Linked DNA regions of Homo sapiens: region 1 is linked to region 2. A link is a loop called in an ENCODE intact Hi-C map of the cell type or tissue named here. Cell type or tissue: psoas muscle. All regions are shown on one strand. Links, peaks and the distances in the headings refer to the core of each region. The heading gives the core; the rest is flanking DNA.

Region 1 (11,592 bases), core at 1,576-9,575, 140 kb before region 2:
ATGGGTGCTTTTTTCGCTCTTAATCTTAGCACTGTCTCCATAGCATTTGATGACACTGGTTACTCTTTTACAGCTTTAAAAATTGTTTTACTGTTCTTGAAGAGATGACATTGTACTCTTAATTATTTTTCTACCACTGTACTAATGAAGGCCTACTCTCAATTTTTTTTTTTTTTTGGAAAGGACTATTGCAGTATTACTCTAAATTTTTAAAAGAAGAGTCAAACTATAGTGAAAGGTCTATACAGTAGAAGGAAGAAAAGTCACACCTGAAATCCTACTTATCTGTGTTTTGGAGAATAGCTTTCCTAACAACTCTTTATGCACAAATACACATCTGTGTACTTTATATAAATGGAATCATTTTATACATGATATTCTACAACCTAAAAGCATTTTAAGATTTTTCTGTGTAAGTTATTGTACCATTTTGTATTGTATTTCTTCAAGAGGCAAATGAACAAAAGATAACATTTTTTCTTCATCTTTATTTAATAAGATCTCAGTCATCTGGCTTTGGGAAGTTAAAATTCCTACGCTGGCCTGGTGCAGTGGCTCGTGCCTGTAATTTCAATACGTTGGGAGGCTGAGGTGGGAGAATTGCTTGAACCCGGGAGGTGAAGGTTGCAGGGAGCTGAGATTGCGCCACTGCACCCCAGCCTGGGCGACAGAGCAAGACTCCATCTCAAAAAAATAAAAAAGAAAAGAGAAAAAGAAAAATATCTAAATTTTTTATTATGACTTTACTATGACTTTGTGATCTGCTTCAATTTATCTTTCTTTTTTTCTTTTTTTTTTTTTTTTTGAGATGGAGCCTTGCTCTGTTGCCCAGGCTGGAGTGCAGTGGCGTGATCTCGGCCCACTGCAGCCTCTGCCTGCTGGGTTCCAGCAATTCTCCTGCCTCAGGCTCCTGGGTAGCTGGGATTACAGGTGCGTGCCACCATGTCCAGCTAATTTTTGTATTTTTAGTACAGACGTGGTTTCACCATGTTGGCCAGGCTGGTCTCCTGACCTCAAGTGATCCACCCTCCTCGGCCTCCCAAAGTGCTGGGATTACAGGCCTGAGCTACCATGCCCGGCCTTAGCTTAACACTCTCTATTCACTTGAGCTTTTCTTCTGTTCCTTTGAAGTTCTTCAAACTTGTTCTTGCCTCAGGGCCTCTGAATGTTTTCTGTCTTGGACAGGTCTAGCATGGTTGATTACTTCTTATACAGGTTTTCATTCATATGTCACTGCTCAGAGAAGCCTTTCTATAACAAACCATCTAAAGTAGGCCTCTCACCCTCAGTTGCTATCATAATCATCTCGTTTGATTTTTCATGGCATATATTGTTATTGCTTTATTTTGTTTCTCTTGCTTATTGTCTGTTTCTGTCTTGTATGAATAGAATGTAAGTTCCATTAGAACAGAGACTTTATTTATCTTCATCATTTTATCTCCAGCATCTAGAGCAGTGCCTGGCACTTAGTGGCTTTTCAGTAAATATAGTCATGGGTCGCTTAACAATGGGGCAGGAGTGTGGGGAGATATCTTCTGAGAAATTTGTTAGGTGATTTTATCATTGTGTGGATGTCATAAAGTGGGCTTACACAAACTTAGATCATATAGTTTACTACATACCTAGTCCATGTGGTAGGCTGCCACCCTGTACAGTGTGAAACTGTATGGGCAGGCCAAAGGGAAAACTTCTTGGCCTTTGGAGGTTCGCTGAAATGCAACTGACAAAAGGCAGATTCATAGGAGAAAAGGCATACAAATTCACTAATGTGGCTCGGTGCAGTGGCTCATGCCTGTAATCCCAGTGCTTTGAGAGGCTGAGGTGGGTGGATCACCTGAGATCAGGAGTTTGAGACCAGCCTGGCCAACGTGGTGAAACCCTGTCTCTACTAAAAATACAAAAATTAGCTGGGTGTGGTGGTGTGCGCCTGTAGTCCCAGCTACTTGGGAGGCTGAGGCAGGAGAATTGCTTGAAACTGGGAGTTGGAGATTGCAGTGAGTCAAGACTGTGCCACTGCACTCCAGCCTGGGCGACAGAGCCATATTCCATCTCAAAAAAAAAAAATTATTAATGTGCATGGGGGAGGGGGAGTTATGGAGTGATTACCCCAACCCCCTAATGGAGTACAGTAATTTATATACCCTTTTTCACAGGGGACGGAGGAGATGGGGAGTGTAGACAATTCTTTTAAAGGGTACTAAATGATTACTGGGGGGAATGAATGAATCAAGGAGACAGAAAAGTCCATCCAGGTGTAGTTGCATTTCTCAGTCTTCTTTTCTGTGATAGATAATGAGATTTCAGAAAGGGGATAGAAGACAATTGTGGTTTTTTTGGTAAGATGCTTTTTTGGTCAGATAAGGAAATGCCAGAGAGTCTCTCCCGGCGCTGGGTCAGGGAGAAACAAGACAAGGTTAGAGGGACCTTGATCCTAAGTTTTATTTCTAAGGCCTTTCAATTTTCAAAAGCACCATGCCCAAGTGCCATATTTTCTGGGTTAGTCGTTTTCTGCACTACAACATTACTGTACTGAATACTGTAGGCAATTGTAATATAATGGTAAATATTTGTGTATCTAAATGTATCTAAGCATAGAAAAGATACAATAAAAATAGGTATAAAAGATAAAAAATGGTACACCTGTATAGGGCACTTACCATGAATGAAGCTTGCAGGACTGGAAGTTGTTCTGATGAGTCAAAGAGTGAGTGGTGAGTGAATGTGAAGGCCGGGGACATTACCATACACTACCATAGACTTTATAAACACTGTACATTTAGGTAACGCTAAACTTACAAAAAAAATTTCTTTCTTCAATAAATTAACCTTAGCTTACTGTAGTGCTTTACTTGATAAACTTTTAATTTTTTTAAAACACCTTTAATTTTTGTTTTAACTTTTTGACTCCTTCGTATTGACACTTGGGTTTAAAACACAAGCACATTGTACAGCTGTACAAAAGTATTTTCTTTCTTTATATGCTTATTCTATAAGCTCTTTTCTATTTATAAGTTTTCTTATTTTATGTTTTTTATTTTAAGCTTTTTCTTGTTAAAAATACAACTGCCCAATGGGTTCTTTCTGCCCACTGCGCAAAGAAAATCAGTTTGTGGAGACCATGGCATTACAGTAAAGAAAGTTTGACACGAGGCTGGCCTCACTCTGAGGTTAGGGATTTTTCAAAGATAGTTTGGTGTGCTGGGGCCTACAGTATGGGGAGTGCTGATTGGTTGGGTTGGAGCTGTCCTCTTGTGCTGAGTTGCTTCTAGGTGAGGCCACAGGAGCAGCTGGCATGTCCATGTGGGAGCCATCAGTTGTCAGACATGCAAAAAACTTGAAAAGATATCTCAAAAAGGCCAATCTGGCTGGGCATGGTGGTGCATGCCTGTAATCTCAGCGCTTTGGGAAGTAGCAGCAGGAGGATCATTGAGCCCAGGAGTTTGAGACCATCCTGGGCAACATAGTGAGACCCCATCTCTACAAAAAACTAAAAAAATTAGCCAAGCATGGTGGAGTGTACCTGTGGCCCCAGCTACTTGGAGGCTGAGGCAGGAAGATCGCTTGAGCCCAACAGGTCGAGGGTACAGTGAGCTATGATCATGCCACTGCATTCCAGCCTAGGCAACAGAGCAAGACCCTGTCTCAAAAAGAAAAAAAAAAGACCAACCTTAGGTTCTTCAATAGTGATGTTATCTGCAGAAGTAATTGTGACGTCCAGAATAATGGCTGACAATCATTTATGTCTATGCCTTAGCAGGATTCAGGCTCCTCTAATCTCCTAGCCTGGTGGTCTCTCTCATTAGATTTACAAAGGCAGTTGAGTTTTGGGGAAGGATTATTATCATTTAAACTATAAATGTCTCCCAAAGTTAGCTTGGCTTAAGCCTAGAAATAATTGCAGCTTGAAAGCTAAAGGCAAGGGGGCATTGGCTAGATCAGGTCTCCCCAACTGCCATAATTTTCTCACTGATAGAATTTTTGCAAAGGTGGCTTCAAAAAGTAAGATACAAAAACATTAGCAGAGGTCTACATAGGCTCAGTATCATCAGTATCACTGTCTTCCACCTGTACATCTTGTCCCACTGGAAGGTCTTTAGGGCAATAACTCACATGGAGCTGTCATCTCCTATGATAACAATGCTTTCTTCTGGAATCCCTACTGAAGGACCTACCTGAGGCTGTTTTACAGTTAACTTTTAAATATATCTATATATACACGTATATATAAATAGAAGGCATATACTCTAAAATAACAATAAAATACAGTATAGTAAATATATAAGGTAATGTACTTATTATCAAGTATTATGTACTGTACATAATTGTATGTGCTATATTTTATACGTCTGGCAGCACAGTAGGTTTGTTTATAACAGCATTGCCACAAACATGAGTACAGCATCATTAGGCAATAAGAAATTTTCAGCTCCATTATAATCTTACAAACAGTTCTGTGAAGTAATTGGTATTATTTCCTTTGAACAGTGAAGACATTGAAATTTAAGAGGATCCCATAGTAGTTTCTATGTGGGTGATCAAGGTCTAACTTCAAATAGAATGTTCTTTCTGGGATACACTAGATTAATAGTGATTAGAATGATGATAAACCTGTTATCACTAGTTTGCTGGCAGATGATAAATAATTTACATCATTATCACAATTAAATAAACTTTCTGCAGAGGCCTTTGTAAATTACAGTGATCTATTATAATGCTAGGTTAAGCAAAGACTCTTCCTCTTACCTCAATGGAAAGCCTGCGATGGGGGGAGAAGTGGCGGGGACCAGATACTAAAGTCTCAGAATTTGTGAGTGATGGGTTTTTTATGTTTACATGGCATAAGTATAGAAAGGCAGTGGCAAATTATCAAAGAAGATAGGGTCTACCTTGGAATTTTATCACCTGAAAGAGGAGTAAGTTTAAATTTCTGACAGGCAACATCCTCTGTGACTAGTTAAAATGAAAGTCATTTTAACTCTTCTGCCTTCATTTCTTTTTGGAAACCCATGTATTTTGAAGTAAAGTTAGACTTGATTAAAAAAAAATGAGAGTTTTTAAATTGCCTTTTAAAAAATACTTTTCTCTTTTTTTTGAGACCGAGTCTTACTCTGTCCTCCAGGCTGGATCTTGGCTCACTGCAACCTCCACCTCCTGGGTTCAAGCAATTCTCCTGCCTCAGCCTCCCAGGTAGCTGGAATTACAGGTGTTCGCCACCACGCCTGGCTAATTTTTTTATATTTTTAGTAGAGACGTGGTTTCGCCATGTTGGCCAGGCTGGTCTTGAACTCCTGACCTCAGGCGATCCACCCGCCTTGGCCTCCCAAAGTGCTGGGATTACAGGTGTCAGCCATCTCACCTGGCCACTTTTATCTTTATTATAAAAGTAAAATAAGGCCAGGTGAGGTAGCTAACACCTGTAAACCTAGCACTTTGGAGGCCAAGACGGGAGGATTGCTTGAGCCCAGGTGTTCAAGACCAGCCTGGGCAATGTAGGGAGACCCCTGTCTCTACAAAAAAATAAAAAATAAAAATTATCCAGGTGTGGTGATGCATGCCTGTGGTTCCAGCTACTGGGTGGGGATGGGGGAATGGGTGCGAGGTAGAAGGATCAATGAGCCTGGGAAGTAGAGGCTGCAGTGAGCTGTGTTCCTGCCAGTCCACTCCAGCCCGGGCAACAGAGCAAGACCCTGTCTCAAAAAATAAAGTAAATAAAATAAAATAAAATAAAATAAAATAAAATGAAAACAGGGTCTTGCACTCTGTCACGGGGGCTAGAGTGCAGGGGCATGATCATGGTTCACTGCAGCCACAACCTCCTGGGCTCAAGCAGTCTTCTTACTTAAGCCTTCAGAGTACCTGGGACCACAGGTGTGAACCACCACACCAGCTAATTTTAAAAAAACCATTTTGTAGAAATGGGGCCTCACTATGTTGCCCAGGTTGGTCTCAAACTTCAGGGCTCAAGTGATCTTTCCACCTCAGCCTCCCAAAGTGCTGGGATTACAGGTGTAAGCCGCCTTACCTGGCTTGGAAATAATTATTAACAGTTTTTCATTGCAAACATTTTTCCTGAGCCCCAACCTCCAGATTTGAACAAGGAGCTTTTGGAGCATAGCCCCATTCTAAATTGGAGTCTATAGGATGAGACTTGGAATTAGGACTAAGCATCTGAAATTTCATGGGTCTAGCTGTTGTTCTTGCTAACCACATTTTTGTGTGTTGCACAAATTTTTCTATCTTCTATACATTTTTGTAGTGTTCTTCTTGTTCCCTTTTTATAATCTTGTTATTCTGGGCCCTCTATTAGTCTTTGCTAAATAGGGAAAAAGGTCCTTGGGCAATTTTTGGTAGAGGAGTGAACTTGAATGTTAATAATGGATTGTCATTTCACAGTTTGGTGGGAGAAGTACTGATGGTGGAGGAGCATAAAACAGAGTTTAACACTCCCTCATTATTTCCTTTAATCAACTCTGTGAATAAACACAAGTCAATATTTAGTATTTTGGGTGGTATGTGAAAAACAAAACAAAAATAGAAAATCTGTGTCGAGGTTGTAGGGAAGTTGAAACTTTCCCTCTGAAGGTTTGAATCCAAGTCGGCTGAAATGAGTTGACAGTCGCCAGATTAACAGGAGAAAAGGTATACAAATTTATTCACGTGCATAAGCATGGGAGCCATACAAAATATGAGACTCAAAGAAAGGCCAACTGAAGTTTTATACCATGCAGAAAGGAATAGAGGGTTAAGGGTATCCTGGGGTTGTGGGGAAGGGGTTGCTGCAGTGTATGAGAGTGAGAGGAGGAAACATGGTGTATTAGTCTGTTCTCACGCCGCTGACAGAGCCATACCTGAGACTGGGTAATCTATAAAGAAAAAGAGGTTTAATGGACTCTCAGTTCCACATGGCTGGGGTGGCCTCACAATCGTGGTAGAAGGCGAAAAGCATGTCTTACGCTGGGGCAGGCAAAGAGAGAATAAGAACCAAGGGAAGAGGGAAACCGCTGAAAACCATCATATCTCATGAGACTTTTTCACTACCACAAGAAACAGTATGGGGGAAACTGGCCCTATGATTCAATTATCTCTCACCAGGTCCCTCCTACAACATGTGGGAATTACGGGAGCTACAATTCAAGATGAGATTTGGGTGGAGACACAGGCAAACATATCCCATGGCCAGCAAGGGCTGGGCCGTCTTGTTATGCAGGAGAAATCTCTCAGTAGATCATTTTACCTGTGGGAAAAGTTTCTCTGTCAGACTTCGAAAAGTGTGTCAAGAGCAGAGTGTGATGGGTCATACCTATAGTCCCAGCCACTGGAGAGGCTGAGTTAGGAAGATCCCTTGAGCCCAGAAGTTTGAGTTCAGCCTGGGCAACATAGATAGACCCCATCTGTATTAAAAAAAAAAATGTCAGAACTTTGGTCTCCTTTTCCTGTGAGGTAATCTTCCTAGATTAGATAAGGCAGATAAGGAGGTCTCAGAAAAAGGTGTTTGCACCTCGCTGTTACTCCACTAATGTAGATTACCTCTGCAGATACAAGTCTCCCCTACCAAAGTACAGCTTTTCAGAGTTATTCTCGTGTCTGCAGCCCCTCTGAGAATAGCTATCTCAAAATATGCCAAAGAAGTATATTTTGGGGTGGTATATTTTGATTTCCTTCAAGGTGCAGCATATATTACTAACATGCTATCAGTAGTTTGCAGAACTTGGGCTACTATTTAGTTTTTAATATTTAACTTTATAAGGGATGCAAAAACCCTAAGTCATCATGGCTGTGCTTAATTGAGCTCCGTGAAAGTGGTTCTCTCCACTCACCTGTTGTCCTGAAATTCTGACTTGAAGATAAAATTATCCTTTTTTAAAAACAGTGAAAAACCTGAGACTCGACAATGTTATAGGCCACTAGATCAAAGTCCATATGTCCACAATCCTCTGCCTGCAATTTTGAAATCTCTACAGCCCTGAATTAAAAAGATTTTTCCCCCTAAATTTATGATACGCTCATTTGGAAGTAAAGCCTATCTTGAACTGATGTGTGGCTATTTATAATCTTTATCATGCTTAGTGTAAATATTTGTTTGTTGTACTATAGATATATTAATATGCTTGGTTGTGGAATTAATATCCTTGGCTACCCTAGACCTCACTGCAGGTGACACAATTTATGTACTGTATGTATGTATATGTGTGTGTGTGTGTGTGTGTGTGTATCCTTTCTAAAATCAATCCTTCCTTCCTTCCTCTCTCTCTCTTGTTTTTTTTTTTTTTTTTTTTTTTTTTGAGACAGGGTCTTGCTTCGTTATCCAGGCTGGAGTTTAGTGGCATGATCATAGTTCACTGTAGCCTCAAACTCCTAGGCTCAAGTAATCCTTCCACCTCAGCCTCCCCAGTAACTAGGAATATAGGCATTTGCCACCTCTCCTGGATGCCACTTCATTCTTTTTTTTTTTTTCCCTTTGAGACAAAGTCTGGCCCTATTACCCAGGCTGGAGTGCAATGGCATGATTCAGCTCACTGCATCCTCTGACTCCTAGGCTGAAACCATCCTCCCACCTCAGCCTCCCAAGTAGCTGGGACTACAGGTGCACACTGCCACACCAGGCTCATTTTTGTATTTTTTGTAGAGATGGGGTTTCACCATGTTGTCCAGGTTGGTCTTGAACTTGTGAGCCCAAGTAATCCTCCTGGCTCGGCCTCCCAAAATGCTGGGATTGCAGGTATGACCCACCACACCCAACCCAAATTGTCTTACCTTTCTAAAATTGTGAAGGCTGGGCACAGTGGCTCATGCCTGTCATCTTAGCATTTTGGGAGGCCAAGGTGAGAGGATCACTTGAGGCCAGGAGTTCAAGGCCAGCCTGGGCAACAGAGTAACACTCCATCTCTACTTTAAAAATAAATAAATAAATAAATAAATAAAATTGTCATTTCCAAAACACATCTGATCCAAAGGTCTTGGGATAAGGGATGTGGACATGTATTTGTAATCTAGTGACCTAGGAATTTACATGCTAGAGATGGTTCAGAAGTCAGCATTACCGCCCTCTGAGGCACTGCTGAGAGGCTTTACAGGGTGACATACTCCTCTGAATTCAGAAAGATCACTGATTTTACACCCAGCCTTTGTGGTTGAGAAAAACCTTTAAGGAAGACTTAAATTAACCAGGTTTATAGTGACTGTGGTACAAATGTACCTTTGGATCCATACCTAGGTTCAAATCCTGTTTCTCTCACTTGCTATCTGTGAGTCTGTGGACAAGTTACTCCAACCTTTCTGTCACTGATTCCTCAGTTATAAAATGAGTATAACATGCCAGGCATGTTGGCTCACGCCTGTAATCCACCACTTTGGGAGGCTGAGGTGGGTGGATCACATGAGGTCAGGAGTTCAAGAACAGCCTGACTAACATGGTGAATCACCGTCTCTACTAAAAATACAAAATTAGCCGGGCTTGGTGGCGCATGCCTTTAATCCCAGCTACTCAGGAGGCTGAGGCAGGAGAATCAGAGGCTACAGTGAGCCGAGATCACACCACTGCACTCCAGCCTGGGCAACAAGAGTGAAACTCTGTCTCAAAAAAATAAATAAATAAAACTAAATAAAATGGGTATGATAAAAGAACCAATATCATAAGATCATTGTGAGAATTAAATAAAATAGTATTTAAAGCACTAGCACAGTGTCTGGCACATAAGTGCTCAGTAAATGATAACAAAAAGCTAAAGTTTATGGAGGTGTTTGACATAGTAATATTCACTAAATGTACACAGTGGTCACCATTATATGAATCAGTATTCCAATTTATTAATTCACAACAAGAAATATAACTTAAGAAGACTCTACATTTAGGCTATCTAACTGATACATTTATTCTCTGAATGCAAACTCTTTGGGATGCCAAATTATAAGCAGCATCAGACCAAAGTTATATGTTATAGGTATTTAGTGGCATTAGATATTGACATCAAGATGCAGTATCTCCATGTTAGAGACATACCTATTACCAGAATGTAACAGGTTTAATCTTTGGGTCAAAAAAACTTCTATCCTTGCCTTCTGATATTAGTTCTGGCCTTCTTTCTCTAGTTCTAAAATACTTAGTATAATGATCTCCAGGCTGTTCCATCTCTTAAAGATGATCTTGTATATATCTCTGTTTTGATATATGTCTCTTTTCTTTAAGGGAAGGCAGCCTTGTTCCCAGGATCTTGGAGAGACCCCCAAAATCACCATTACCTTGTTTACTGATATATTTTTGTATATTGAATCAATAGACATTAAATCTGATGCTCAAAATGAGACCATCTGTAACTGACAGGGAAAGGAGGGAAGGATGAGATAGTTATCTATGATAACTTGAAGGATGAGTGATGGGGAAAATTTCTCCATTATTGTGAGTCTGTGACTACTCAAGAGTTTTTGTTGGTGTAGCTTTCTGGAAGCATAATGACATTTGGGGCTATTGAGTGTCCCAAGGCAGTAACTGGGGAAGGGTCTCTAGTACATTAAATGCTATCAGGATGGCTTTAGGAGTCCGTGCTCTCTTAAATAGAAAGGAGACTACATTCTGGGTGTGGTGGCTCACACCTGTAATCCCAGTACTGCTTGAGGCCAGGAATTTGAGACCAGCCTGAGCAACATAGTGAGACTCTACCTGTATAAAAAAAATTTTTTTTAAAGAAAAGAAAGGCGGGGCACGGTGGCTCATACCTGTAATCCTATCACTTTGAGAGGCTGAGGCAGGCAGATCCCTTGAGTTCAGGAGTTAGTGACCAGCCTGGGCAACATGGTGAAACCCTGTCACTACAAAAAATACAAAAATATTAGCTGGGTGTGGTGGTGTGCCCCTGTAGTGAGCTATGATTGCACCACTGCACTCCAGCCTAGGTGACAGAGTAAGACTCTGTCTCATAAAAATAAAAATAAAAATCTGAACAGATGCAGTGGCTCACACCTGTAATCTTAGCACTTTGGGAGGCCAAGTCCAGAGGATTGCTTGAGGTCAGGAGTTCAAGACCAGACTGGCCAACATAGCAAGAATGCCTTAAAAAAAAAACTACAGGAGTGAGTGAGAGTTGCTGCTATCATTTCCTATTTTGTAACTGTTGTAATTAGTGTATCTTCGTAGAATTTTGTCAAGTACTATTTATTAATTTACTTTTATTGACGTATAATTTTCTTCCAGTAAAAAACACATATTTTAAGTGTATAATTAGTTGAGTCTTTGCATTTATTTACAGCCTTGTCACTAATATCCCAATCAAAATATGAAGCATTGTTATCTTCCTGCAAAATTCCCTCCTGTCCCTTTCCTGTCTGTCCCATGCCCTAGAACCAGCGTCTTGTGATTCCTGTCTTCATGGGTTAGTTTGCCTGTCAAGTTTTCCTCCTGTGTGCCAGTAGTAGATGGTCGAAGGTACAACACTGGCTATGTGTGCAACCTCATATGCACTTGGAAATGAACTAACATGTCTCTCAATGTGGAAACAGTGTTTACATTTATGCGTAAAGGAGAGGAACTGTTGTGACATTTGTCCACGTTCATTGTCCCCAGGTCTTCTACCATCAACATGTTAAATGTTCTTTGCA
Region 2 (11,592 bases), core at 2,034-10,033:
ACACTTTAGAGTAGATTTAAAGAAAAATTTAAAATTAAATTCCTGTGATTTATATCTTATTTGATTTTTCATCCTAACTTCATTTTCTCCACTTTTCTTTCCCTTACTTCTCTTGTTAATACAAAAAAGAAATAAAGGAATAAGATAAAATGTTTGCTCTCCTAAGTAAATCTCAGATCTTTTGTTTGCAGTTCCCACTCAAACTTTTCTTCTTAGATACAGTTTCACTTGTGTGATCACCTGGAATATTTGCATGCTACTTAATCATTTGCAATTCTTGATCAATTTTTTTTTTATTCCAATAAGAAAAAGCTGCTTTTCTCTCTTACTTTTTCTGTTGGGTAATAAAAAGAATATGAAGTTATTTACTAATAAGGTGAGCTACCTTTGGAATTTCCAAAATAAGCATTACCTTTTAGGGGTTAAACTTTTTGTGTTATCTTTTTAAAATACCTTTGTGAATATGATGACTAAATGTGGCAAACTGATGTGCTTTTTTTCACAACTATTGAACCATACATATAGGAATGGGCAAAAAATCCGTAAGTGACTCTGGATTCTTTTTTTTTTTTTTTTGAGACAAGGTCTCACTCTGTTTACCCAGGCTGTAATGCAATGGCACAAACACAACTCACTGCAGCCTCGACCTCCTCAGATTAAGTGATCCTGCCCCAGCCTGTCGTGTAGCTGAGACCACAGGCACATGCCACCATGCCCAGCTAATTTATTTATCTATTTTTTTAAGAGATGGGGCTCTCACTTTGTTGCACAGGCTGGTCTTGAACTCCTGGCCTCAAGCAGTCCTCCCAACTGGTCCTCCCAAAGTGCTGGAATTACAGGCATGAGCCATTGTGCCTAGCCTGGATTCATTTTTATTGCTGTCTTCAATTTCTTCCAGAACTGTGGCCCTGGCTTTCAGATTGCCATCAGTGTCTTAATAAACTTTAGTCTTCACCAGACATCTGTAGATTAGTATAAATTGCCTGACTGACAGCCCTTAAATGCTCAGTAAGTTAAATTGATCTTAATACTCCATTTGTCGATTGGTTTGATACTTTTTTGTTCTTGCTTTACTAGTAGATAAGGTACCAGATGATCATCTCAGAGATTAGATGGCAGGCTTCTTTGTCTGGGTCTTCATTAATTTCCATTTCTTTAGTTAGACTATTTAGGAATAGAAAAATGTTCTTCTGAATCTTTTCATTTTCTGCATTCTTCTCATCGTAGTCCTCTATTTTTATCTCCACCTCTGAGCCCCTGACTTAGGTGGAAAAGAGGAGAGGAATTTGGATGGTGTGTGTATTTTCCATGTGATTGCCAAAAAATATTGAATGATAGGAATGTGATATCCTGCAATATTTTAATGTTTATGTGGTCTTAATATTCTTTTCATTTTGCATTCCCAGTGGCTCACTGCTGCATTTTTAGGTATCTGGATCTGCAGTGTAAAATAAGAGTCCCGGCATCCCATTGTAATCATATCTGTTGTTGGACTTGCAACTCCACAACTCATATAATCAAAAGGGCCCCCTTCCTAGTATTAATGATAATCTTTAATTATAGAATGAGGACATAGCTTTTTGTTTCATTTATTTAAAAGGCTGTGTCCTCATTTTATATCATGATTTGCCATTTTCTGTGTGGAGTTTAAATGTTGATTTTCTTTATAAATACTGTAGCGACTTTTACAAACTTAACCAAACTCTTTTTTGATTTTAGAAAAGTCTGCTTTGACTCCATCTCCCTAGTTTCTTCTCTTTCACCAATATTTTTCTCTAAAACCCTTTTAACTTCCTAGGCAGTGGCCATTCACCACCGAGTAGCAGTCTCACTTCTCCAAGCCACGTGAACTTGTCTCCAAATACAGTCCCAGAGTTCTCTTACTCCAGCAGTGAAGATGAATTTTATGATGCTGATGAATTCCATCAAAGTGGCTCATCCCCAAAGCGCTTAATAGAGTGAGTAGATGAACAGAATATGTATTTAAATGATTCTCCTGATTTTTAAAAATCTAATTTGATTTTGAGACTAGTGTTAATGACAGACTTGCCTCATCAGTTATTATTTGGGAAAATTAAAAGGGCAACCTTTTTAATAGAAGTTTTTTTATTGATGTATAATAGTTGTATGGACAACTTGTTTTTGGTTGGCTTATTGAGCAAAGCCAGTTCTGTGAGAGTTTTGATTTTAGTCCTAAGTTAATCCAAGTGGAATAAATAGCATCACCTATAGTAATGTGCCAGCGTTATTAGTTGAACCCTGGCCGTTTCTACAGTACCAACATTAGGAGAGGGTCCAATGAGAGTGAATAAGCTATGAAGCATTATACAAATAAGAGGTTTCTATTACTTTTTTCTTTTTTTAATTAGAGTGGAAATATTCAACACCTATCAGCCAGGCACTGTGCTAGGTTGATATCAAGGTTACAAAGATCCAGGCCCTGCCCACAGGGAACTTTTGGGGGAATAGGCAGACATTTATAATCTAATGAAATACGTGGTATGGTATCTTAGTCCCTTTAAGCTGCCATAACAAAATACAGTAATCTAGGTAGCTTATAAACAACAGAAATTTATTTCCTACAGTGTTATGGAGCAAAAGGGGCTTGCTGCCCAATGTGCTAGAAGCCATTACTAAGTCCCAGGTTTTTGAGGAAAGAAAAGCTTTTTATTGCAAGTCTACTTACAGGGAAATGGAAGTCCACCTCAAATCTGTCTCTCTGCACTGGCTTTAAGGCACTAATTTTATTTAAAAACGTTTAGGGAGGCCAAGTGTGGTGGCTCACGCCTGTAATCCCAGCACTTTGGGAGGCTGAGGCTGGCAGATCATGAGGTCAGGAGTTCGAGACCAGCCTGACCAACATGGTGAAACCATCTCTACTAAAAATACCAAAAAAAAAAAAAAATTAGCCAGGCATGGTGGTACATGCCTATAAATTCCAGCTACTCAGGAGGCTGAGGCAGGAGAATCACTTGAACCTGGGAGGCGGAGGTTGCAGTGAGCTGAGATCACACCACTGCACTCTAGCCTGGGCAACAGAGCAAGACTCTGTTTCCAAACAAACAACAACAACAAAAACAGTTTAGGGAGCCAGGTGTGGTGGCTTATGCCCCTAATCTCAGCAATCTGGGAGGCTGAGGTGGGAGGATCAGTTGAGCCCAGGAGTTTGAGACCAGCTTGGGCAACATGGTAAAACCCTGTCTCTAAAAAAATACAAAAATTAGCTGAGTGTGGTGGCACACGCCTGTCGTCCTAGCTACTCGGGAGGCTAAGATGGGAGAATCTCTTGAACACAGGAGGTGTAGGTTGCAGTGAGCCGAGATTGGGCTGCTGTACTCCAGCCTGGGTGACAAGAGTGAGACTCTGTCTTAAAAAAAAAAAAAAAAGAAGTAGAATTACTGATTTACTTTCATTTTACTTGTGTTTGTTGTAGATGTATTAATAGCTTAGTTTTTGTTGGGAATTACTTCTAATTCTGCTTTCTCAGGGGACTGTTACTATACTGTTACTATAGCTAGGGTTTTTGCTTTTTAACACAGTACAAATTTGGAAATAATTAAATGTAAATTTGCAAGCCAATTACCTTCAGCCAGTCCTATGTGGTCTAGGTGAATATATATAGTTAAGACGTGGAAGGGAGGTTTAAATCTACAACTAAAGAAGGCCAGTGTAGCAGAAAGGGCTTAGTTTAGCATATTGGTTTCTTTTTTTCATTTTGAATGTTAAAACATAAACTATTGAGAAACCATTGTTAGCAGTTTGCCAATAGAAATTTAATTTTGGAAAAAAAGTTTTTATAATAATGGGGTTAAAAGAAAATAAGCATTTGGAAGAAAATTCGAAAATGAAAGGTTATTATTAATTTTTGAAGGGTTCAGTCATTATTTTATTTAAAAGAGAATTAAAGACCGTCTTTTTTTTTTTTTTTTTTTTTTTTTTTGAGACACAGTCTTTGTCGCCCAGGCTGGAGTGCAGTGGCGCCATCTTGGCTCACTGCAAGCTCCGCCTCCCGGGTTCACGCCATTTTCCTGCCTCAGCCTCCCGAGTAGCTGGGACTACAGGCGCCCGCCACCACGCCTGGCTAGTTTTTTGTATTTTTAGTAGAGACGGGGTTTCACCGTGTTAGCCAGGATGGTCTCGATCTCCTGACCTCATGATCAGCCCGCCTCGGCCTCCCAAAGTGCTGGGATTACAGGCATGAGCCACCGCGCCCAGCCTTTTTTGAGACGGAGTTTTGCTCTTGTTGCCCAGGCTGGAGTGCAATGGTGCAATCTCGGCCTCCTGGGTTCAAGCAATTCTCCTGCCTCAGCCTCCTGAATAGCTGGGATTACAGGTGCCCACCACCATGCCCAGCTAATTTTTGTACTTTTAGTAGAGGAGGGGTTTTGCCATGTTGGCCAGGCTGGTGTCGAACTCCTGACCTCAGGCTGTCCGCCTGCCTCGGCCTCCCAAAGTGCTGGGATCACAGGCATGAGCCACTGCACCTGGCCTAAAGACAATACATTAGCTATTGTTCTAAAAAAGTGCAATTGAATGTCACTTGCTAGTAAATCACTCATGTATCCATCCTTTAAAAGCATATGACTGTATTCAGTAAAAGCTTGATAATATGTGGTTAGCTCTTGGTAACATCACTGATAGACACTCTCTGGCTCCGTTTTGAGGGATTCTCCCAAAATTTCTATGAAATCGAAACATTTAAAACACCTGTTGTACCTGTAATAGGCAGGTCTACAAAGTCATGCACAGGCTCATGGGCTTCTTCTATTCCTGCTGTTAAGGTTCCTTCTATGCTCTCCCAGTACCCTGTCCCATAATAAACACACAGTTCATGAACATCTCTTTGAAAGGGTCCAGAGTTAAGTTTTTATGTCCAACTAACCCACTCTGTGTTCCTTTTCTCCCTCAATTTCACTCTTCCTTGTTTGTATATTCTAATCTAGAAGCCCAAACCAGTAAGGACTGCAGATGTTTTATTTGGGCAGCACAGTGTTCTGTTGACTTGTTTTTTGTTTTGTTTTAACAAGGCTTTAGATTCTTTCAGGTTGGGTATGCTGACTCCCCAGTTCCATATATATCTTATGTCTTGGTCCTATCCACATATTCTCTGCCTGGCATCTGTAGCTATTTGAGCTTGTGACACCTGCTGGTCATCAGCTGCTACTGCTGATTTTCTAACTGAGGTCAAATTTCTTTTTACTATTTTTTGTTTTTCTCTTTCTGAAGGAAGAGAACTTGAAAGCTTAAGTCCTTTCACTGTTCTTTTTCTAAAGACCTATACTAATGATAGCTTCTGTGTAACTATGGCACTGAGCACTGTAGTTTACACATTTATAAATTAGATAAAAGTACATGTTGGAAAGAACTTGTACTTTGGAGCCAGACGTGTTTGAAATGGCTCCACTACTCACCAGCTGTATGACTTCAGACCAGTCATTGAACCTCCGAGCGTCTGTGTATTATGAGCGTCATTGTGTTTTCCTTAGGGTTGTAATGTAGATATAGACATACCGTGTATGGTGCATACAAGGTACTCGATAAATTATTATTATAATTCATAGCTTTAAATTGTTTTTGCATACTTTATGATTTTATGCCTAAATTCTAGACAACTTAGCCCATTGCAGATAAAACTTTCCTGTATACATAGGTGTTGTTTTTAACTGTTTTCTTTATATCATTTGTTCTGAACAAGGTAAATTATGAAATGGCTGAAAATTTATCCCATTTTTTTTCAATTTACAGTCTTACTGAGTATTTCACTTGGCTCAGACATGGTTTCTAATCATGGGTAAGGAGAAAAAACACAGCATAAATAGGACCTTTGAAATTACATCTAAAATAAGATTCATATGTTATAGGATTTGGGGTTTTTAGGTCAATTGATTTAAAAGATTGACTCTATTTTGAGATACATCACAGAGGCACAAAGCATTTTAAAGGTAACTTTCATGCTTTTTTTTGAGACAGAGGGTCTCACTCTATCACTCAGGCTAGAGTGCAGTGGCACGAACACAGCTCACTATAGCCTCAACCTCATGGGCTCAAGTGATCCTCCCACCTCAGCCGCCCCAGTAGCTGGAACCACAGGCACACACCACCATGCCCAGCTAATTTTTTTTTTTTTTTTGAGACAGAATCTCACTCTGTCGCCCAAACTGGAGCTGGAGTGCAGAGGTGCGATGTCGGCTTATTGCAACCTCCACCTCCCAGGTTCAAACGATTCTCATGTCTCAGTCTCCAAAGTAGCTGGGACTACAGGCGCATGCCACCACGCTCGGCTAACTTTTTGTATTTTTAGTAGAGATGGGGCTTCACCATGTTAACCAGGCTGGTCTTGAACTCCTCACCTCAAGTGATCTGCCCACCTTGGCTTTACAAAGTGCTGGGATTACAAGCCTGAGCCACCATGCCCAGCCTAATTTTTTATTTTTTGTAGAGATGGGGTCTCACCATGTTACCCAGGCTAGACTCAAACTCCTGGGCTCAAGTGATCCTCTTGCCTTGGCCTCCCAAAGTGTTGGAATTACAGGCGTGAGCCATCATGCCTGGCCCCAGTTCTGTCATTTAATGATCATTTGATTTCTCTTACCTGTATCTTTTAGACATATTTTCCATTGCCTCTCAAAACTGGTGAGGTGGACATTAGTTATAATACCTTGTGATATATACTACTAAATAATCAAAGAAGTAATACTTAGTTACTCAAGAAATTTTGAAAAATAGGTAAGTAACCAGGGCAAACTAGAATAACATAATATATTCTAATTTTAGAATATCCTAATATTCTAGTGTTCTAATACAGGCAGAGCCCAGAGGATTTTTACAGCAGTGAAACTATTCTGTATGATACAATGGTGGATACATGTTGTCATATATTTATCAAAACCGATAGAACAGGCAACTCCAAGAGTGAACCCTAATATAAACTGTAGACTTTGAGTGATAATGATGTGTCAATGTAGGCTCATTGGTTGTAAGAAATATACCTCTCTGGTATGGGATGTTGATCATGAGGGAGGTTTGCAGGTGTGGAGACAGGGAATGTATGCATGCTGTCTATATTTTCTGTTCAGTTTTGCCATGAACCTAAAACTGCTCTAAAAATAAAGTTTATTAATTTAAAAAAATTAAAAGAAGTTAAGTAACAAGGGCAAATTATGATTAGATTAGAATACATGTTTTCGCACGTGTAGAGTTGTAATAAGACTCATGTGTACTGTTTTATAAATATCTAAAGCGTGAGAAATTTGATTTCAATTTTTACATTTAATAAGTAAATTGTGTGCCTTTTTTATTTTTCCTTTATTTATATACAAATACCAACTGGGTGTGGTGGCTCACACCTGTAAACCCAGTGACTTGGGTGGCTGAGGTGGGAGGATCACTTGAGGCCAGGAGTTCGAGTCCATCCTGGGCAACATAAGGAGACCTTGTCTCTTAAGAAAAATATAAATATACGTGCGTGTGCGCGCACACACACACACTTCCATCGGTAAATTATGATCACAGGTATGATAATCTATTAATAATAGAATAATCTTTCTTTAGACCTGTTAACTGGCTCATAAAAGCCAGTTAGCATGAATTTACTTGCATAAATAAGATGTTTTTTTATTTTATAATTTCAAGTACAGTTTTTTAATGATTAGGAAGAGTGTTAATACCAATGTGGGCTTTTATTAAAGGATCTCAAACATAAAGACAAGACATGTTTCTGAGACTTGCCGTTTCTGGAATTGTTGCCAAGAATTGTGACATATTTAGATTTATACCCAGTAACAAAATCATAAAAGGAACTCTAGTTTTAAACTTAAATGCAGAGGCAAAGATCTCACTAATTTTTGATGACTTCTAGGTCTTGACTATCAACATGGCTTTGTTGAGCACATCCTGTGCATAAAGGATAAGACAAGAGACCTTGTCATCAAGAGAATTCTAAAGCATATATATGCATGCATGTAACCAGCTAACTGTACGAGTCTAGCTTACTATGATTCTAAATTGCTTTCTTTAGCTTAAATAAGGTAATTAATGTTTTTATAGTTCTTCTGGATCTGCCTCAGTCCTGACACACAGCAGCTCGGGAAATAGTCTAAAACGCCCAGATACCACAGAATCACTTAATTCTTCCTTGTCCAATGGAACAAGTGATGCTGGTAAGTGACCTTTGATAATTTAACTTTTTTTTCTTTAAAAATATTTGTGGCCAGATGTGGTGGCTCATGCCGTAATCCCAGCACTTTGGGAGACCGAGGTGGGCAGATCACTTGAGGTCCGGAGTTCAAGACCAGCCTGACCAACATGGTGAAACCCCATCTCTACTAAAAAAATACAAAAAATTAGCTGGGCATGGTGGTGCGTGCCTGTAATCCCAGCTGCCAAGGAGGCTGATTCAGGAGAATTGCTTGAACCTGGAAGATGGAGGTTTACAGTGAGCCAAGATCGTGCCATTGCACTCCAGCCTGGGCGAAAGAATGAGACTCCATCTCAAACAAACAAACAAACAAAATTGTAATTCTAGTATCAGGACAGATTGGCCCAATTTAGCACCATTCTAATAAGATCTGCTTTATTTTAGACCTGTTTGATTCACATGATGACAGAGATGATGATGCGGAGGCAGGGTCTGTGGAGGAGCACAAGAGCGTTATCATGCATCTCTTGTCGCAGGTTAGACTTGGAATGGATCTTACTAAGGTAAGACCAAATTTGCTGTAAGTCTGTGTGGGTATGTATGGATTCTCAGTGATTGCGTGGTGAGTGTGCCTGCAAATGTAGTAAAATGACATAATTTCTTTTTATACCTGTGTCTTCTTGTGATTTAATATAGATGTAGATAAGTAAACAAAATTTTATAAATGATGAAATAAGTCAAGCTAGGATAATTTCATAGAGAACAGTGTGTATGAGTTGTATGGATTAAGATTTGGTAGAGTTCTAATCTTAGGGTCAGAGGATCTGTGTTTTCGTCCTACCTCTAATATTAGCAAACCACGCACGGTCTTCAGTGAGTTTCTTCTGTTTCTTCCTCTGTGGACTTCAGGGTTCTCTATGCAAATTGGACACATAGTAACCTGTTTCAGAGGGTTATTGTAAGGATTGGAAGAGGTAGTAAATGTAAAATTGTGACATATTTGTGACCTCTGTCTCCCAGGTTCAAGCGATTCTCCTGCCTCAGCCTCCTTGGTAGCTGGGACTACAGGCACGCAAAATGACACATATTGAGTCATGCAAAATTACCATAGTCTGGATTTGAATTTGAATTTAAACTTGGAGCTCTCAACAGAATGCATGCTTGAATTAGGAGACTGGTGTATGGGTGCCTTTGTATATTCCTGCCACTGTGCTAGAAAACCCCCTCCTTTCACTTAATTCTCACCACAGTACCACAGAGTAGGTGTTATTAACTTCATTTCATCAGGAAACTAAAACTCAGAAGTTAAGTAATGTGGCTGAGTCGTGTTAAGTCATATTAAGTGGCAGACTGAGATTCTAATCTGCTCCATGATTTTAAAACCTGTAATCTTTCCACTACTGCCTTTGTCTTGAAGGCTTGAACTGTATTAACTTTCATATTGATTATTGTTCTGCCGAGCTTTGGGGAGTTGATTAAATTTAGAGTTCTCACTTTTGTTAGGGCAAAATCAATTCCAGTGTTATAGTCTTTGTCAGTAGTGAACTCCTTTTTGTTTTGGATTTAGAGGGCCATTAAGAAAAAGACTAATTCATAATACCTTCAAGTAAGTGTCTGTAATAAAACCTTTTACCCCTAATCTAAGTGAGAACAGAGACACAAGGACAACTTTTATTTGTGGAGCCCAACACACTTACTAGGAATGTTCTAGGTAGGAGAACATTTGCAGGAGTTTGTCCCCGGAATTGCTTCAGTAATCATTAGATTGTACAGCTGCTGGCGTTGTTGTTGTTGTTGTTGTTGTTGTTGTTGTTGTTGTTAGGAAGGACGTTGTTTTCCAGGAGTGGCTCATTAGGCTTCCTGTTGAATCTCATTGGCCAGTATCAGGCATATGCTCGTGCCTAAACCTGCCACTGGCAAGGGGGAGGCTAAATGATTGGTTTAAATGAATCCACATTCACCCCTTGAGACGTGGAAGAGAAGGCCATGGCAGCCCACAGCTGAACCTGAACTGAATCAGAGTTCTTGGGGGTGAAGCATGGATGGGGAGAGGCAACCAGATGTATTTGCCACAATCAAGTTTGTAATTCTTGCCTCACATAATTTTCTCTGCCAAATAAACCATATTTGAGTCCATAGCTGCTAAAAGCTTGTTATATTATAAATGATATTATCATAATTATTTTTTACTGAATGTGTTTAAAATAAGTCATTTTTGAAATTTTTATTGGCACAAATGGCTGTGATTGCCAACAGATTCTGAAATCTTGGTTCCTTTTATGCATTCCAAAGTATTGTTACAATAATGCCTTAAATTTGTGTCTTTTATAAGAATGTTTTCTCACTTCAGATACTTTCCAAAAAGAGTTTGTTTTCCAAATACTTTGTAGTTTTTAAAAATACTACACAGTCACATCCCATTTAACCTCACTCAGTCTTTAAAATAAAAGAACCCTAACATATAAGCAGGGCATGTAATTATCTTCCTTTTCAGGTACTTAGAGAAATTGAGTTAATTTTTCAGGGCCTCCTCACAGCTAAGAAGAGGCTAAACAAGCTCTTGAACCCAGGTTGAAGACAGCTAAACCCAGCTCTCTTCATCACTGTTACAGCAGTTTGACTTAATAGCATGTATCAGTATAGCACTACAAACATTGAAGAAAATCTGTTAAATAAGAGTTCTCAGAAAAATCCTAAGTAGAAGAAAAAAATATTTATTTTTTTTAAATTACGTGTGAAATTAAACTTTTTAAAAATGTTTTTTGGCTGTTCAGTTCCTTTGTCCATTTATCTACTGGAGTAGTGATCTTCATCTTGAGTTGTAAGAGCTGTTTATACATTAAAGGTATTTATCCATGTTTTCTTCTTCAGCATTTTTACTCGGTGGTTTATAATTCTGCGTTATCTAAAGTGGTAAGAAGTTGTACCAAGGCAGTATATAAGCTTCCCTGCTAATCTAACCCTATTTGGATTATGAATTTACATGTTCTGTGGAAGAAAAATGTTTACCTAAAATTTAAATGCTGAGAGTCTGATAATAGAGATTCTAAGTGTTACAGTCTTAGTGTCCCTTTCCAAGCTTGTGTTCATCAGCCCACTTTATATTTTCATTATATGTCCAGCCACACTGGTTCACTGATTAATCCCTGTCACACCCCTCTTCCTATCCTTTCCTTGTCTTTTTTTTTTTCTCCCGTCTCCATGTCTTGTTCTTTTATCACAGCCTTACTCTTCTTTAAGGCTTTTCTCTAGTGCCACCTCAATAAATTGTTTCCCAGCTCTGCCCTCATTCTGTTCCCCCAAACAGAGCATGATCTTTCCTTGAACTGAACTTCCAGGGTGCTTAGAGCATTCTTGTATGATGTTTGTCACATTCCACCTACAATTTAAATGCTCTTGTTATTCTCTCATACTTACCTTTGTCTCCACCATAGCTTGCTTGCATTTATTTATTT

What was found. A loop is a pair of places that touch in the nucleus more often than their neighbours do. Peaks named below come from ENCODE experiments on the same cell type or tissue, not always from the same donor. Only the 100,000 strongest peaks of a DNase experiment are listed, where the experiment ranks them.
Region 1: a loop joins it to region 2, with 2.5 times the contacts of the local background. A loop is called at or near these places in 76 of 110 quality-filtered maps.

The regions. Positions count from the first base shown.
Region 1 is chr1:51,627,897-51,639,488 of GRCh38, forward strand. The region is part of intron 1 of OSBPL9 (oxysterol binding protein like 9); the gene reads left to right. Among named protein-coding and RNA genes, the nearest start is that of OSBPL9, 17 kb to the left of the region's middle. In psoas muscle, for the core only: no CTCF peak of the experiment used is centred there; a DNase peak (open chromatin) is centred at 9,385; H3K27ac peaks cover 6,103 bases.
Region 2 is chr1:51,764,024-51,775,615 of GRCh38, forward strand. OSBPL9 (oxysterol binding protein like 9) reads left to right here. Exons shown (of 24, transcript NM_024586.6): 12 at 1,799-1,958; 13 at 8,047-8,159; 14 at 8,582-8,700. Among named protein-coding and RNA genes, the nearest start is that of MIR761, 67 kb to the right of the region's middle. In psoas muscle, for the core only: a CTCF peak has its summit at 5,140 (motif pointing left); no DNase peak of the experiment used is centred there; H3K27ac peaks cover 1,410 bases.